2 separate regions of the Homo sapiens genome follow, and region 1 is linked to region 2. Evidence: chromatin contacts called from ENCODE Hi-C data. All regions are on one chromosome and are shown on one strand. The core of a region is the stretch at or near the end of the contact, and the rest is flanking DNA. Distances in the headings are between cores, read along the strand shown.

The links. A loop is a pair of places that touch in the nucleus more often than their neighbours do. Pooled maps may share reads with other maps.
Region 1: a loop to region 2 is called in a pooled map, with 2.3 times the contacts of the local background. The contact joins the enhancer-like site here to the promoter of FOXI1 in region 2. A Hi-C loop is called at or near these places in 3 of 168 maps with a recorded cell type or tissue (CD14-positive monocyte, CD8-positive, alpha-beta T cell and dorsolateral prefrontal cortex), 7 of 37 single-sample maps with no recorded cell type and 18 of 50 pooled maps.

The regions. Positions count from the first base shown.
Region 1 is chr5:170,356,960-170,359,659 of GRCh38, forward strand. It overlaps a transcript of KCNIP1 not described here. Among named protein-coding and RNA genes, the nearest start is that of LINC01366, 27 kb to the left of the region's middle. Within about 2 kb of position 1,337, at least 14 of the 41 ENCODE cell types and tissues checked have a DNase peak (open chromatin) inside an H3K27ac peak, as active enhancers do; they include CD14-positive monocyte, where a contact is called at or near this core.
Region 2 is chr5:170,104,447-170,107,146 of GRCh38, forward strand. It overlaps FOXI1 (forkhead box I1), which reads left to right and starts at 1,451. Exons shown (of 2, transcript NM_012188.5): 1 at 1,451-2,085. The coding sequence starts at 1,512.

The sequences.
Region 1 (2,700 bases), core at 87-2,586, 250 kb after region 2:
ATTCAGGCTGGGTCTGAGCTTGCATAGTGTCTAGGGAAGGGCATTAAGATTGTTCCCAGAAGGAAAGGCTGGGTGGGCAGGCTTCTGGCATCCCCACTCCCACCCCTCTGGCTCTATTTTTATTTGTTTTATTTACTGGATTTCTCCCACATTTAAAGAATCTCTTTGGCATTAAAAAAAAAAAAAATTTCAAACCACGAATGCAGTGAGGAGCACAGTTGGTTTCTAGACTGAGACATCCCCGGACCCTGCACTGTGGCTCGGAAGCCTCGGACTGGGTCCCTCACCTCCCTGGCATTTAGTTTCCTCATCTATAAAATGGAATTACAATACCCTTCTTATGGGGTTGAATGAGATTGTGCAGATAAAGCTCCCTGCCTATTAGGTGCTCAGTAGTGTTGATGGATATGACTTCTGTTATTAGCGGATACTCTCATGGTTGAGAGCCCCTCCGGGCTGGGACTCCCTCTCACTCATTACTTGTTTTCTCAGCACCAGGCACAGATTCTAAGAGCAACATCTCATGATCACTTTATGAAAGCCTATGGCCTTGTCAGTTACTGCATGACTTTATTTATTTATTTATTTTGAGGCAGGGTCTCATTCTGTTCCCCAGGCTGAGTGCAGTGATGCAATCACGGCTCACTGCAGCCTCGACTTTCTGGGCTCAAGCAATCCTCCCACCTCAGCCTCCTAAATAGCTGAGACCACACATGTGCACCACCACAACCAGCTAATTTTGACTGTTTATAGAGACAGGGTCTCACTATGTTGCCCAGGTTGATGTCAAACTCCTGGCTCAAGAGACCCTCCTGCCTTGGGCTCCCAAAGTGCTGGGATTACAGGCATGAGCCACCACGTCCAGCCACTGGATGACTTTAGACCACTGCTTCCCCTCTGCTCAACTTGTTTTCTTAAGGGCCTACCCAGAGCCATCTCCCTCACCTGATTCCTTATTAGGAGTTAAAAGCCTGACTCCCAGAGCCAGGTCCTCGCCTGCTGTTTAACCTAGGAGAAGCCCAGCTCCTGGCTCGGATGCTTGGTGAAATCAGGGGTCTGGGGAACCTGCGTCTTCCTCTTTCTGCACAGTCAGCTCCCCTCCACCCGCCTCACAGACTTCCTGGGGGCCGCTGGCAGGAACCAGAAGTTGTGCAGGCTCCATTCTGGCTGGGGAGGTTTAAACTCATCTCCTTCTGCACTGGGAACAAATGTTACCCCAGGCACAGATGACAGAGCCAAAGTGAGCAGAAGGGAGGAATCCAATCCAGGAGAGCTTCTAGTGTCCTCCAGGCCACCCATGAGGCTGCGGGGGTGGGGAAAAGGGGTGTGGGAAGATGAGATCTATCTCAAGGACAAGGCCCTGGAGCCGTAACTCTCCCCTCCCGCCCAGGCCCAGGCTGTTCCTCTTTTTTCGAGGCAAAACCTCAGCTGCCCCATCAGTGACACACTGTTCCTCTTGCCTCCTCCCACTGCTGTTCAAGATCCTCAAGAGACTGACCTTGGACCCGGGCATGGACTCTGCCTTCAAGCAGGCCAGGCTGGAGTACCAACTCTGCCTCTTACCAGCTGTGTGAAGTTGTGTCATTTGAACACCACCCCAAGCCAAGGCTCCCCACTTTTAATTGGAGATAATAATAATATCAATGGCACAAGGCTGTTTTTTAATGTAATGATGATATGAGTAAGAGATATCAGCTCACAGGCAAATCCCAACTCTGCTCTTGCAGGGCACCCGCCCCCGCTTACATTTTGTGCCCTAGGCACCTTCCTTGCCTCTTTCTAGTCTTGATCCTGGAGGTAGGGATTGCAATCACCATTTCAGCAGGTAAGGAAACTGGGGTTTAGCTAAGTGTCGTGGCTCCCCTGGTGAGTGGCAGAGCTGGGATTAGAACCCAGGTCTTGCTGCAGCCAAGACAAGGTACATTCCTCTGCACTCCTAGGGCTGGAGAAGTCACGCCTGCCTGCACTACTCCCCACCTTGCCACCAGCAGAGAGTCCCCCAGCGTCCCACTAATTCTGTTGGTGGGTTTTTCCCTGCTGGGTCTGATCAGAGCAGCCACCTGTCATGCAAAGGGTTGTGACAAATTCCATAAAGTGTCATCACCTGGGTTATGGGGAAAGGGAACACTCCAGAGGCCAAGATCAGCAGGACAGCCATACCCATGCTCTCTCAGTATCCCTATCACCTCTCAGGCAGGTGTGCAGGCCCAAAGCACCTGCCAGACACTGAGTAGGCTCTGTCCCATGAGGGCCACTCCCCCATGGCTCTCCCTTCTTACAGGCCAAGTGTGAGAAGTGTTCTTGGGTGTGGGAAAATACACACAAAGTTTTGGACACTAGGCAGGCTGGAATTGAGGTGTTGCAGCTGTTTACTGGAATTGTCTGGGAAAGCAGAAGCCTTCACACTGGGGACTTTGAGACCTGTGAGATATCATCATCCCTCTACCAAGAGGAGAATGCCACCTGTCCCATGAAAAGCTAAGCTTCAATGCTGCCCCTTGCTGGGGAAAGAGAGTCCCCACCATCCGAGTCCTGGCTCGCTCACTGTCCTGGCAGTGAGGGGCTGAGCAAGCACTCTGGTCATGTTACAACAGCCCCACTCACTCTCTGCAACCCTGGAACCTCTGAGTGCCAGTGCTTTGTCACAGGAAGAAAGTTTGATTATCCAGGGCTTCTGGGTCCCTGCCTACCTCTCCAGCC
Region 2 (2,700 bases), core at 201-2,700:
GGACAAGATGGAGGATGGAGCCCAGATAGGAGAGGAGCTGGCTGAGCCACAGGGAGAAGCCAGCAGGGGCTGCAGCTCCTGCTTCTGGAGCCTGAGGGAGAGAGAGAGAGGACGCCTGGGGCATGGTGAGTCGGGCGCTCTCCTCGTGCCCTGGCTGCCTCCATGCCAGGGGCCTCTGCGAGCTGAAACATGAAAGGTCTTTGGATCAGAGAGGAGCTGGGAGCCTGCTTGCCCTGCAGCTGGAAAGAAACTTGAATTGTTCAAGTTCTCTCACTTTTCCCTGAAGACTGATTCCCCATTTTCCCCTTTTGCTATTATTTTTAAGAGCCTTGCTGCTCTCCAGGCAAATTCTCAGGTTCTCTGCCCGTCTGCAGCATGTATGCATATGCGTGTGTGTGTGCGTGCGTGTGTGCGCGTGCGTGCGTGGGCGTGTGCGCGTGTGTGGGCGTGCGCGTGTGCGTGTGCGCGTGTGTGCGTGTGCGCGTACGCGTGTGTGCGTGTATGTGTGTGTTGGGGGAGGCTGCGGTGCCTATGACTGGTTGCCCCCTTGAACCCCACCAGAAGCCAGCCCAGGCCCCTCTGCGCCCTCTTCTGAGTCTCCAGGGCCGGTTCTCTCCTGGCAACTCCAGAAAGTGCCTCCTCACCTCAAAAGACCAAGAAACAGGGTTTCTGATAAAGTGTCCCACCCAGTCCCGGCTGGGGCAGTTGGTTAGAGAATGAGGGGACATTGGGGGGAAGAGGAGGGAGAATGAGGGGATGGGAAGAGAGGCGCAGAGAAAATGAGAGGTGGAGAGAAAGGGACAGAGTGAAAGAGAAGGAGAAAGGGGAGAAGCCGGGAAGACAATGAGAATGGAAGCGAGAGATGGAAGTGGAAAGAAGAACTGGAAGCCTAGAGACAGAGGGAGAGAGGGAGAGAGGGAGGGGGAGAGAGAGAGAGAGAGAGAGAGAACGGGAATGAGCAGCTGTGATGTGGCCAGATCAGTTCATAGAAAAGAAACACAGTTCAGAGCAGAAGGGAGGAAAGAAAATAAGAAGGAAAGAAACAGAGAATGAGATGCAGAGAGGAGAGGAGGGAGAGAGAGAAGGAAACCGAGGTGGGTAGAAAAATGTGACGAAAGGGAAGGACAGAAAAAAAAATGAGAGAAGTAAGACAGAATAAAGGAGAAAAAGAAGAAGGGAATCATGAGGATGGTGAGAAAAGACAGGAGAGAAAGCCGGGAGAGAGGATAGAGGGGCGTTCTCGCTGCGCTGCGTGTCAGCTCTGGTAAGCCGTCTAGCATGTCATTAGTGGGGACCTGAGGCGCCAGCGGGAAAGTCCCCTCCCCGTGGGCTGGAGGCTGAGGGAGGGCGGGCCCTGGGCTGGGATCCACAGGCAGGTGGCCGCCCCTGGGTGGGGCCGCCCGGCCAAGCCCTAGGGGTATAAGTGGGAGGCCGGGCCTGCTGAGCACCTGTCAGGGGCAGCTCCGGGGTGCAGGTGCCAGGCAGGTGGCTCCGGCCAGCCCAGCCCCAGCATGAGCTCCTTCGACCTGCCGGCGCCCTCCCCACCTCGCTGCAGCCCCCAGTTCCCCAGCATCGGCCAGGAGCCCCCCGAGATGAACCTCTACTATGAGAACTTCTTCCACCCACAGGGCGTGCCCAGCCCTCAGCGGCCCTCCTTCGAGGGGGGCGGCGAGTATGGGGCCACCCCCAACCCCTACCTCTGGTTCAACGGGCCCACCATGACCCCGCCACCCTACCTGCCCGGCCCCAACGCCAGCCCCTTCCTGCCCCAGGCCTATGGAGTGCAGAGGCCGCTGCTGCCCAGCGTGTCGGGGCTTGGGGGGAGCGACCTGGGCTGGCTGCCCATCCCCTCGCAGGAGGAGCTGATGAAGCTGGTGCGGCCACCCTATTCCTACTCGGCTCTCATCGCCATGGCCATCCACGGGGCACCCGACAAGCGCCTCACTCTCAGCCAGATCTACCAGTACGTGGCCGACAACTTCCCCTTCTACAACAAGAGCAAGGCCGGCTGGCAGAACTCCATCCGCCACAACCTGTCGCTCAACGACTGCTTCAAGAAGGTGCCCCGCGACGAGGACGACCCGGGTAAGGAGGCTTTGAGTGTGGGGGGTGTCCCCAAGGAAGACTCACTTCCTTCCTCCCCAAGACCCCATTCTAGAAAGTTCTGACTAGGGCTGTGCCCCCCAAGACTGGGGGATGCTACCAGGCAGGACAGAGGGGAGCTCAGCAGTGAAGGAGAGCATGGGCCTGGGGGAAGATTTGGGTTTCAGCCCTGGCTGTGCTCCTGCCCAGTCAGTGACCTCTGGCAGGTTAGACCTCAGAGCCTCAGTTCCCTCATCGGAAAACCAGGGATAGTGACAGCATCTGCTTTGCAGGCTGCAGTGGAGGTGATGAGATAATGTACACAAGGTTTTAGGTGTTATCAAGCGCTTAATCGCCTGCAGTAATTACGATTCATCTGCATCTCCAGCACCCAGCACATAGAAAGTCTTTGGTGAATGAATGACTGGACCAACCAAAGCCCAAGGGCATCCCAAGACTGCCAGGAAGAGGATCTGACCTGGGTTAAACAGCCACTAATGGCCCATTTTGCTGCCTGCCTTGTTTCTACTTAGGTAACCTCCTTTAACCCGAAGACACCCCTGCAGGGTAGCTCTTATGAAACCCATTCTACAGATTAGGAAAATAACACTCAGAGGT